2 separate regions of the Homo sapiens genome follow, and region 2 is linked to region 1. A link is a contact called in ENCODE Hi-C or POLR2A ChIA-PET data. All regions are on one chromosome and are shown on one strand. Each heading gives the region's core, a stretch centred on a gene start or an enhancer-like site at or near the end of the contact. The rest is flanking DNA. Distances are from core to core; before and after follow the strand shown.

The links. A loop is a pair of places that touch in the nucleus more often than their neighbours do. ChIA-PET counts read pairs that join two places held with the same protein, here RNA polymerase II (POLR2A). Pooled maps may share reads with other maps.
Region 2: a loop to region 1 is called in a map of ascending aorta, with 7 times the contacts of the local background. The contact joins two enhancer-like sites. A Hi-C loop is called at or near these places in 3 of 168 maps with a recorded cell type or tissue (ascending aorta, chondrocyte and endothelial cell of hepatic sinusoid) and 6 of 50 pooled maps. POLR2A ChIA-PET finds 5 or more read pairs at or near these places in 1 of 52 experiments (WTC11).

Annotation. Positions count from the first base shown.
Region 1 is chr9:76,832,670-76,837,285 of GRCh38, reverse strand. All of the region lies in intron 4 of PRUNE2 (prune homolog 2 with BCH domain), which reads left to right. Among named protein-coding and RNA genes, the nearest start is that of PCA3, 71 kb to the right of the region's middle. Within about 2 kb of position 1,250, at least 4 of the 41 ENCODE cell types and tissues checked have a DNase peak (open chromatin) inside an H3K27ac peak, as active enhancers do; they include ascending aorta, where a contact is called at or near this core.
Region 2 is chr9:76,923,766-76,928,381 of GRCh38, reverse strand. No RefSeq gene overlaps it. Among named protein-coding and RNA genes, the nearest start is that of PRUNE2, 20 kb to the right of the region's middle. Within about 2 kb of position 2,026, at least 2 of the 41 ENCODE cell types and tissues checked have a DNase peak (open chromatin) inside an H3K27ac peak, as active enhancers do; they include ascending aorta, where a contact is called at or near this core.

The sequences.
Region 1 (4,616 bases), core at 1-2,500:
ATTTTTAGTAGAGACGGGGTTTCACCATGTTGGCCAGGATGGTCTCAATCGCTTCACCTTGTGATCCGCCCGCCTTGGCCTCCCAAAGTTCTGGGATTACAGCAGAGAGCCACTGTGCCCGGCCAATAACTTCATTTTTTTAATCAGCTTTACCTTTAGTCTAGCAACCTCATTTTCTGCTCCAAATTTCTTTTCTATGCATGCTGATGTTTTTCTCTAAATCTAAAAAATACATATTTAAATTCAATCATATTTGAATCTTTTTAGTCTTATACACAGCTGTAGCTACATATCAATGTTTGCATTATGGTATATTATTTTATTCAAACATTGAGGTAGAACTTGATTATTACGGATGTCGTTAAAAAGATCATTTGTATACTAATTAGAGGTATGTGTCATGTTGCCAGCATAGAAATAACGTGCTTGTGTTTTTCTAATAATGTCCCCCGTCACTCTGCTTTGGGCCCTAGCAGGACAGTCATGGATAAATGTCAACAGGTGACTCATCTATGACCAAAATGTGTTCAGGCTTTGTGGGGGATTTAACAAAATAGAAATAATTTGCACTTTTCAAAATTAATACTTCTTACAATAGCTAGGTCTTGCTGTTGCCTTTTAGTAGGATATACCCCCAAACTTAGAAATTTCAGGAAACAAATCATTAGTATCCACTTTCATTTGGAAAGGCACGTACTTATGTAGCATTACTTTCTAATTATTTGTGTAAGAAGGGAACGTGCTCATAAAGATGAGATCATAAATGGCCCTGAGTTTTGGAAAGAAAATCTTTTAGCTTCTCCCCTTCCTTGCCCACCTATTTTTGCTGAGGTTCTTCTTTGTTTCTTTGCTTTCTTTCTCTTCTCTCTTTTCTCCTTCTCCTGTTCTTGGGCTTCTCCCTCCCCCTATCTGATTCTAAGATTTTTTTGTGTTCATTTTCCAAGGCATGAATGTTCCATAAAGTCACATCATACAGTCATGGTGGCTAAAGTTGGTGCTTAGTTATGCCCTGGGTTTGTGCCAAAAGTGAACAGTTACAGACCCGCCAGAGTCCTCACCTGTATTCGTTTATTTCTCCAGAGATGTGTGCTAGAGGACTACTGCCAAATTTAAGATCCATTAAATTGCTGAATCATCACATTGGGGATTGTATGCGTGCACATTTGTATTTGTGTGCGTGTGTGTTTCTGGGAACCAGCTGGCAATGAGGTTTCAGCCACTGATTACCAGGCATGCTTAGATCAAGACCACACTTTACCCAAATGGCCTTTCACTTTTATTTGTGTAAGGCCTTGACAGGAGCCACAAGACAAAGAGAGAAAGAAAAGCGACTGTTCTTAGCCTAGGACTAAGTGAAAAACTAATATCCCAGGTTTTTAAAATTTAAACAAACTCTCTCCTTCCTATTGGTAGTTTCATTTGACCTTTAATAAAGAATAGTTGCTTGCTATTTTAGTAGCCTGGATTAACAGCTTCAAAAAGATCCTTTTAAGGAGGTCAAATAGGAAAGGAACAGAGCCAGATATTTTTTTTCTCTCTCTCTCTCTTGCCCAAAGAGTGAATCATCTCTCTCCTGAAATGGTTACAAAATCCAGAGGGAATTACATTGCCTGTTTTGCTTACGAAGACGGAGGGCTGTTTCACTTAGGAAGAAGATACTAGGGGTAGGGGGAAGAAGTGATTGTTTCTGCTAGTTATAAAACCAAAATGATTCCTCAACCTCAGAGTGTTCACTATTTCTTCTGTCACACAAAGATAATCTTTATTCTTAAATTCAGACATTTTAAAGTTATGAAAATAGTAGGCAGTTAATAAAATAGTAGGCAGTATAAAAAGAGGCTTCTTTTTATACCTCTTCAGACAAAAACGTAAACTAAGTTGTATTTCTTTTTCCTCCTTCCATTTTCCTCCTCCCTCTTTCTCTCTGTTATTCATTCCTTACTTTTTTTTCAATATGAAAAAAATCAATCCTATGTAAAAGAAAAAAAGATTTAAGACCCTTCTTTTCTGTTAAGAATTTGTCATGCAGAATACGCCTTTACTGTGTTGAATGTTTTCCCCAAACAATTTCTGACTTCATTAGATCATATTTAATATTAATGCACTGCAATTGCTTTTGGCAAGAGGTCCTTCACTTCTCCATTCTTTTGAGCAAAGAATATTGTGTTTGCTTTCTTTTCTAATGGAATGAAGTGTTTGTTACTATTTCCTCATAATTGCTTTCTTTGTTGCTTGCTGTTAATCGCTCCTTCCCTCTACCCTGCCTATGAATAGCTAAGATACTTTGGGGTACGTCCTTATGGATTTCAGTATTTCTTTCATTCTGCAAAATTTGCTGTAAGTTAGGTCAGTGCTTGCTACAAAAATAGGTTTCAATTTGCTGAGAGGTGTCTCTGGCTGCTGTAAGTCATGATACAGAAAAATAAGTTTGTAACTAAATGGGTTTCTAATGTAAGGTAGAAAAATTTGCCAAAGATGAGTTCCTGGGATAAAGTTGGGCTGTAGCTGTTTTTGTGCAGTCAAAATAGCTCAGAGTATCATGAGCATTTTTCTGAGTTAGTTTTCATACTTTTATCAGTATATCATCTCCTTTGTAATAGTCATATCAAACTTAACTATAAGCCAATATCAGATGTCTGTTTTCACTAAATTATTCCATAGGTCTCTGTTTAATGTAATATCTGTTAGGTTAATTTCTTAATACTGCCTTTCCATTTTATGTCTTTAAAAAATAAGATCCCCAAATCAAAGAAACTGGATTCTTGGTTTGACTGTAAGCCAGGGCACATTAAGTATTTAATATTTTGATTCTATTGCATTTCTAAATTTTTGATTTTTAATTGTGATTATTTATGGAAATACAGGTAATTTTGTATTATTGACCTTAATGCAGCAAACTTGCTAAATTTACTGACTATCCTGAGTTCATTTGTAGATTCTTTGAGCTTTTTTTGCACACATAATTGTGTCATCTATGAGGAAAGACAGTGTTTATTCTTTATTTTCCTTTATTTATACTTTCTACTTCTTTTGCTTGCCTTATTGCACTCTGGTTAGGATTCAGTGTGGTGTTGAGTAAGAATAAGAATAATAGGCATCTTGGGGCCGGGCACGGTGGCTCACACCTGTTATCCCAGCACCTTGGGAGGCTGAGGTGGGCGGATCACCTGAGGTCAGGGGTTTGAGACCAGACTGGCCAACATGGTGAAACCCCGTCTCTCCTAAAAATACAAAAATTAGCCAGGTGTGGTGGCACATGCCTGTAATCCTAGCTACTCGGGAGGCTGAGGCAGGAGAATCGCTTGAACTTGGGAGGCGGAAGTTGCAGTGAGCCAAGATTGCAGCCACTGCACTCCGGCCTGGGCGACCAAGCAAGACTCCATCTTAAAAAAAAAAAAACAAAAAAACCCGGCATCTTGGTCTCATTCCTGATTTGAAGTGGAAGTCTTTCAGTATTCCACAATTAACTGTGACGTCTGCTTTCTGTATTTTTTTTTAAATTTTTTATTTATTTATTTTTTTTTATGGAGTCTTGCTCTGTCGCCCAGGCTGGAGTGCAGTGGCGCAATCTCGGCTCACTGCAAGCTCCGCCTCCCGGGTTCACCCCATTCTCCTGCCTCAGCCTCCCAAGTAGCTGGGACTAGAGGCGCCTGCCACCAGGCCCGGCTAACTTTTTGTATTTTAAGTAGAGACGGGGTTTCACCGTGTTAGCCAGGATGGTCTCGATCTCCTGACTTCGTGATCCGCCCACCTCAGCCTCCCAAAGTGCGGGGATTACAGGCATGAGCCACCACGCCCGGCCTGTATTTGGTTTTTATAAATGCCATTCATCAAATAAGGAAGTTGTCTTCTATTTCTACTTGACTAAGATTTCACATAATGATTAACTTTGGGATTTTCTGAAGTAGTTTTACTACTTGATATCTGTCTATCTAGGTGATCATAGGATTTTTCCTCTTTATTAATATGATCAATTATAACTGATTGCTTTTTGAATGTTAATTTGTACTTTGATTCTTGGGGGAGCCCTACTTGGTGGCTATGCAATATCCTATTATAAATTGTTGAATTTGACTTGGGACTAGTTTTAAAAACTAGTATTAGTTTAATTGGTATTAAGGTTTTGCTAGATTCATAAAATTCATAAAATGAAGATATAATTCCATTGTCTTTAGACTTTTGGGAAATCTCTCATTTTCTATTCTTTGGGATAATTTGTGTAAAATTAACATTTCTTAAATATTTGGAATTATGGACTTAACTATGGATTCATTTTTAAATAGATACAAAACTAGTCTAGTTTTTTATTTCTTTTTCTGCCAATTTTGGCAAGTTGAATTTTCCTAGTGGTGTCCATGTCTTCTAAAATTTAAAACTTATTAAAACCAAGTTGTTAGTATCTTTTAATGTCCGTAGAATCTAGTTATGTCACGATTTCATTATTAATATTGGTAAACTATGTCTTCTTTCTCTCCTGTCTCTTTTTTTCTTGAATTGTTTTCAAAACTCCTTATATTAGTTTTTTCCAGAAATCCAAGTTTTGTTTTATTGATTTCTTCCATATGTGTTTGTTTCCTTCATCTTTAACTTTGGCCTTGTGTTTATTATATTTGTCC
Region 2 (4,616 bases), core at 777-3,276, 90 kb before region 1:
TCAAGGACATCATTCCACTCTACTGAGGCTCCCTGTTTCTTACATGCTTAGTGTAGAAGTTCTAGCAGCTGCCTGGCATTATTTTTTCTTGCAGAGAAATAAGACCATCCAAGTAAATATTATAATTAGGACCATAATGGCACATTTTGATTGCTTTTAATAAATAACACCAACCAGAATTTTTCTTAGATGTGACACTAATAATCACTAATGGCCAAACTATTAGATTTATATCAGAAATTCTTGGCTGAAAATTTTTATCAGTACAGGCTACAATATTATCTAAGCAGAAAATGAATGTAAAACTTTCTGCAGTTGTCTCATTATCTTGTCATAATCTCCAAGAATTCATAAGAGAAAAATGCAAGGAACTAGGAGCTGGTATAGCTCAGCAGGCATTTTGTGAAGAGAATATGGGTAAAATTAGAATAAAGAGAACAGGATTGGAGCATCGTTCACAAGTCTAGGCCCTGTTTGGTCTTCGTGTTTTGGAAACATTAGCAAACTATGGGTAAAAGTAAAAAGTTGACATTTGTATACGGTTAGAATTGAAAACTATCTTGTCCACTTAAAACTTTAGTATTACAGAATTTTGCTTTTTAATTATCAAAGTGGTCAGATAAAGATGGCTTATGTTGACGTAAGTCATAGCAAAGCCATGACTCATTTCTTTTTGTGATTAAATCATGTGGCTTTTCATCTTCAGAAAATTTAGAAAGATGACAACATTGTCATTTATTTGCAATTCGCCCTTCCACTCTCCTTCCTAAAATTCAACCTTTCCATTTCTTTTACCTTCTTGAGCTTCTTTAATTATCAGCAAACTCTTTATGGGCTCAAGGTTTATTTCACCTTTCTATTAATAAAAAGAAACAGGAAAAGAAATTGGGATTTTTATGAAAAATGTTAAAGGCTAGCTCTGTTAGGATTTCCCATGACATTGCAGTGGTGACATGGTCGTGGATGTGCCAAGGAAAGCCTGAGCTGTTGACTGCTGCCCCAGTAGCATCAGAGAACCACTGTGCTTGCTGAGACCAATGACTGCCATTCTGGACAGGGCAGCCTTTGGCAACATTCAGAAGCAAGCTGTTTGTCTTCAGTCCCCTCTCTTCAGCCTCCAAATTTGTCATTATTGCTTGGTGGATGGAGTACCCTATACTACCCCATGGCTCTCCAAAACCCTTTTCCTCCCAGCCAGGAGGCCCAGGTCTGCGCATTCACTCACTCGATTCTGTGCATGTTGCCTGTGTGCGGTCCATTGCCCTCACCTCACTTTCCTGGGGAAAGAAAAAATGACACTGAGCTGAGGAATGAGCAAAAATCTAGGTAGAGACGTGGGAGAGGCTGTGCTAGTTGGAGGGCGTGAACAAAATCGTGGAAGTTTACAACTGTCTGACTTTTCTAGGGAAAGGCAAGTAATCTGATGTGACTAGAGAAAGGTTAGGTGAGATCTGTAAGCTGGTTTGGGTGTAGAAGGACAAAGAATTGGAGTGGGAAGGGTAAGTGGCAGCTAGACTGGGAAGGGCTGAGCACCAGGTAAAAAAGACAAAATAAAATTGTTTCTCCTCTCCCAGGAAATACTGAACTTTAGGAGGCAACATCTCCATCCTGGCTCTGTAAACCAATCTTTATCAGAATGAGAATTTTGGGGTAAGTTGGAAGGGACAGGGCCAGGCTTACAGCAGCGGTTGGCAAACTATGGTCTGTGAGCCAAATCCAACTGCTGCCTGTTTTTGTGTGGCCTGTGACTAAGAATGATGCTTACATTTTTAAATGGTTGAGTAAAAGTGAAAAGAAAAATAATATTTTGTGACTTGCAAAACTGTACAAAATCCAAATTTCACTATTCACACATAAGTTTTCTTGGAGCACAGCCACATACACTTGTGATGATTTCACTGCTTTGGTCATACAAGGGTAGAACTAGAACTGAATTGTTGTGACAGAGATCCTCTGTCCCGAAAGGGCCTAAAGCATTTCCTGTCTGGCTCTGCTTAGAAAAATATTGCCAAGTTCTGTGCTGGGCACGGTGGCTCACGCCTGTAATCCCAGCACTTTGGGAGGCTGAGATGGGCACATCACCTGAGGCCAGGAGTTCGAGACCAGCCTGGCCAACATGGTGAAACCCCATCTTTACTAAAAAAATACAAAAATTAGCTGGGCATGATAGCGGGCACCTGTAATCCCAGCTACTTGGGAGGCTGAGGCAGGAGGATCACTTGAACCCGGGAGGCAGAGGTTGAAGTGAGCCGAGATTGTGCCACTGCACTCCAGCCTGGGCAACAGAGCAAGACTCTGTCTCAAAAACAAAAAACAAAACAAACAAAACAAAACAAAACAAAAAACAAAGGAGTCGAGCACTAGACAGAAAGTTCAGAGCAGGATGGAGCTCTACAAAGATAACCTAAGTTTTATGGAGCTGAGTTCCCAAATCACTTTAACTAAATGTATTAATTCCAGTGGCCATGATTTCCCTAGCACTTATTCTCCTGTAGCATAATTGGAAATTCTAACAAGCCTTTTTTTGCGGGGAGGGGGGAGGGTGGAGGTTGTTTGTTTTTAGTGTGAGATGTGGATTAAGCATATTAAAAATTTTAAAATAATTTCTGGGAAATTTGGAAAACTGTGTTGACAGGGTGGTTGCCATGCATTTTAAGGAACATTCACATGGTTGAAGAGTCATAGAGAAAACATTGTCTTTCAGAATCACTCATCCAAATCAATATAAATAAATTGCTAAGACCTTTTCTAACCTTTTAAACATTCATCTTTCTTCATGAGAACAGCAATAAATGTCCTTTGTTTCTGGAGTCTGCCAATCACCTATTTCTTCTTTAGTGTGGGTAATTTAAAAAATTGTTTTCATAAGGCTAAAAGACATTATGTTATACAATGTCTCTATTTTTTTTTTTAATGGCAAGGCAGACTTCATTCAAGGGTGGCACATTGTGGTAGGTATAGGAACCATTGCAATGAGTGTTGCAGCAGGGGAGGGAGATTGGAGTCAACTCACTACTGTGTCTTTACAATTTTATTTTTTCTTTCAGAGACAGGGACTTGCTCTGTTGCCTAGGCTGGAGTACAGTGGCGTAATCATGGTTCATTGCAGCCTCGAAATCCTGGGCTCAAGCAATTCTCTGACCTCAGCCTCCCAAGGAGCTAAGAATATCTTTAAGTTTTTTTAAAAAGCAATCCTTACTTCCTGAATGCACCAAAATTGTAATCCCATTTTGACCCAGTTAAGAGGAAAACTCAAAACTGAGAGGGCCTGGTTAAAGAAAAGTGAGTAGAGGATATAATACAATGATTGACAGGAAACCCTGGTGTGTTGTGAGACACAGCAGTGGAGTTGTTAAGAGTCGCCTCCCAGTTGATGTATGCTATCTCAGAATATCCAGATTTCCCAGCTGACATCTTCTGCCTCCCCTGGGGTGGTGTGCAAATGGAGACTGTATCAGTCAGGGTTCAGTTGCAGCAAAGGGAAGCAACTCTAGTTATTTTAAGCAGAAATGTTTAATACAAAGAATTAGCTGCATGGAAGTGCTGGTGGAAGAGATGGTTTTTGGGAGACTCCCAGGACACTTGAGAGCTTACCACCTAGGGGAACAACTACCTCTTCCATGAAGGTGGGGAGTCAGAAAGTTGCTATAGGATCAGGAATCTGCCATTTTTTCCTCACAGATGCATCTTGACTCCCATGAAGCTGGGAATTACAAGTACCCTGCTGGAATGCTGCTGCAGAAATATATCTGCACTACCATATTTTCTAGTGAAATTCAGCCAAAAGCAGCAGGAAAATTATCTCTGCCTCACTTCCACTTTCCAAACCTTGCACAAGTGCATCCAAGTGGGGATAAGTAGGTGATCAGAACCCTAGCTGCAAGAGATTCCAGGAAATGTAGTTTTTTTATTTCTAGACTCTCTATGTGGGGAGACACACTGGAAGGGAGTGAAAGAGAATGTTGAGGTTAATCACCTGTATTTGCTTCCTATTGCTGCTGGAATAAATTGGAACAAACTCAGTGGCTTAAAACAATACACATTTGTTATCTTTCATTTCTGGAGGTCAGAAGTCTGATGGAGGTTTTACAAGGCTAAAATCAAAGTGTCAGCCAAGGTGTGCTCCTTTTGGAGGCTCTAGGGGAGAATCCATCCATCCCCTGCCTTTCCCAGCATTAGAAGACTTTCCCACATTCCTTGCTCATGGCCACATTGCTCTGACTTCCGCTTCTGTCATCACATCACCTTCTATGACTCTAACCTTCACATCTCCGTCTTATAAGGACTCTTGTGATTACACTGGGTTCATCTGATAATACAGGATAATCTCACCTCTCATGATTCTTGACTTAATCACATCTGCGATTCCCATCTTCCATGCAAGAAACACATTCACAGGGATTGATATGTTGACATCTTTTGGGGGGTCACTATTCAGCCTGCCACATTGTTCATATCCAAATTATTGAGGGAAGGAGCTGATGTTTATTAACTACATGCTATGTGCTGGAAACTTTATATATATATATATTATCTCATCAAACATTCATGACAATCCTTGAAGGTGGCACTATTACTCCTACTACAAATGAGAAAAAGAGATTCAAAGAATTTTA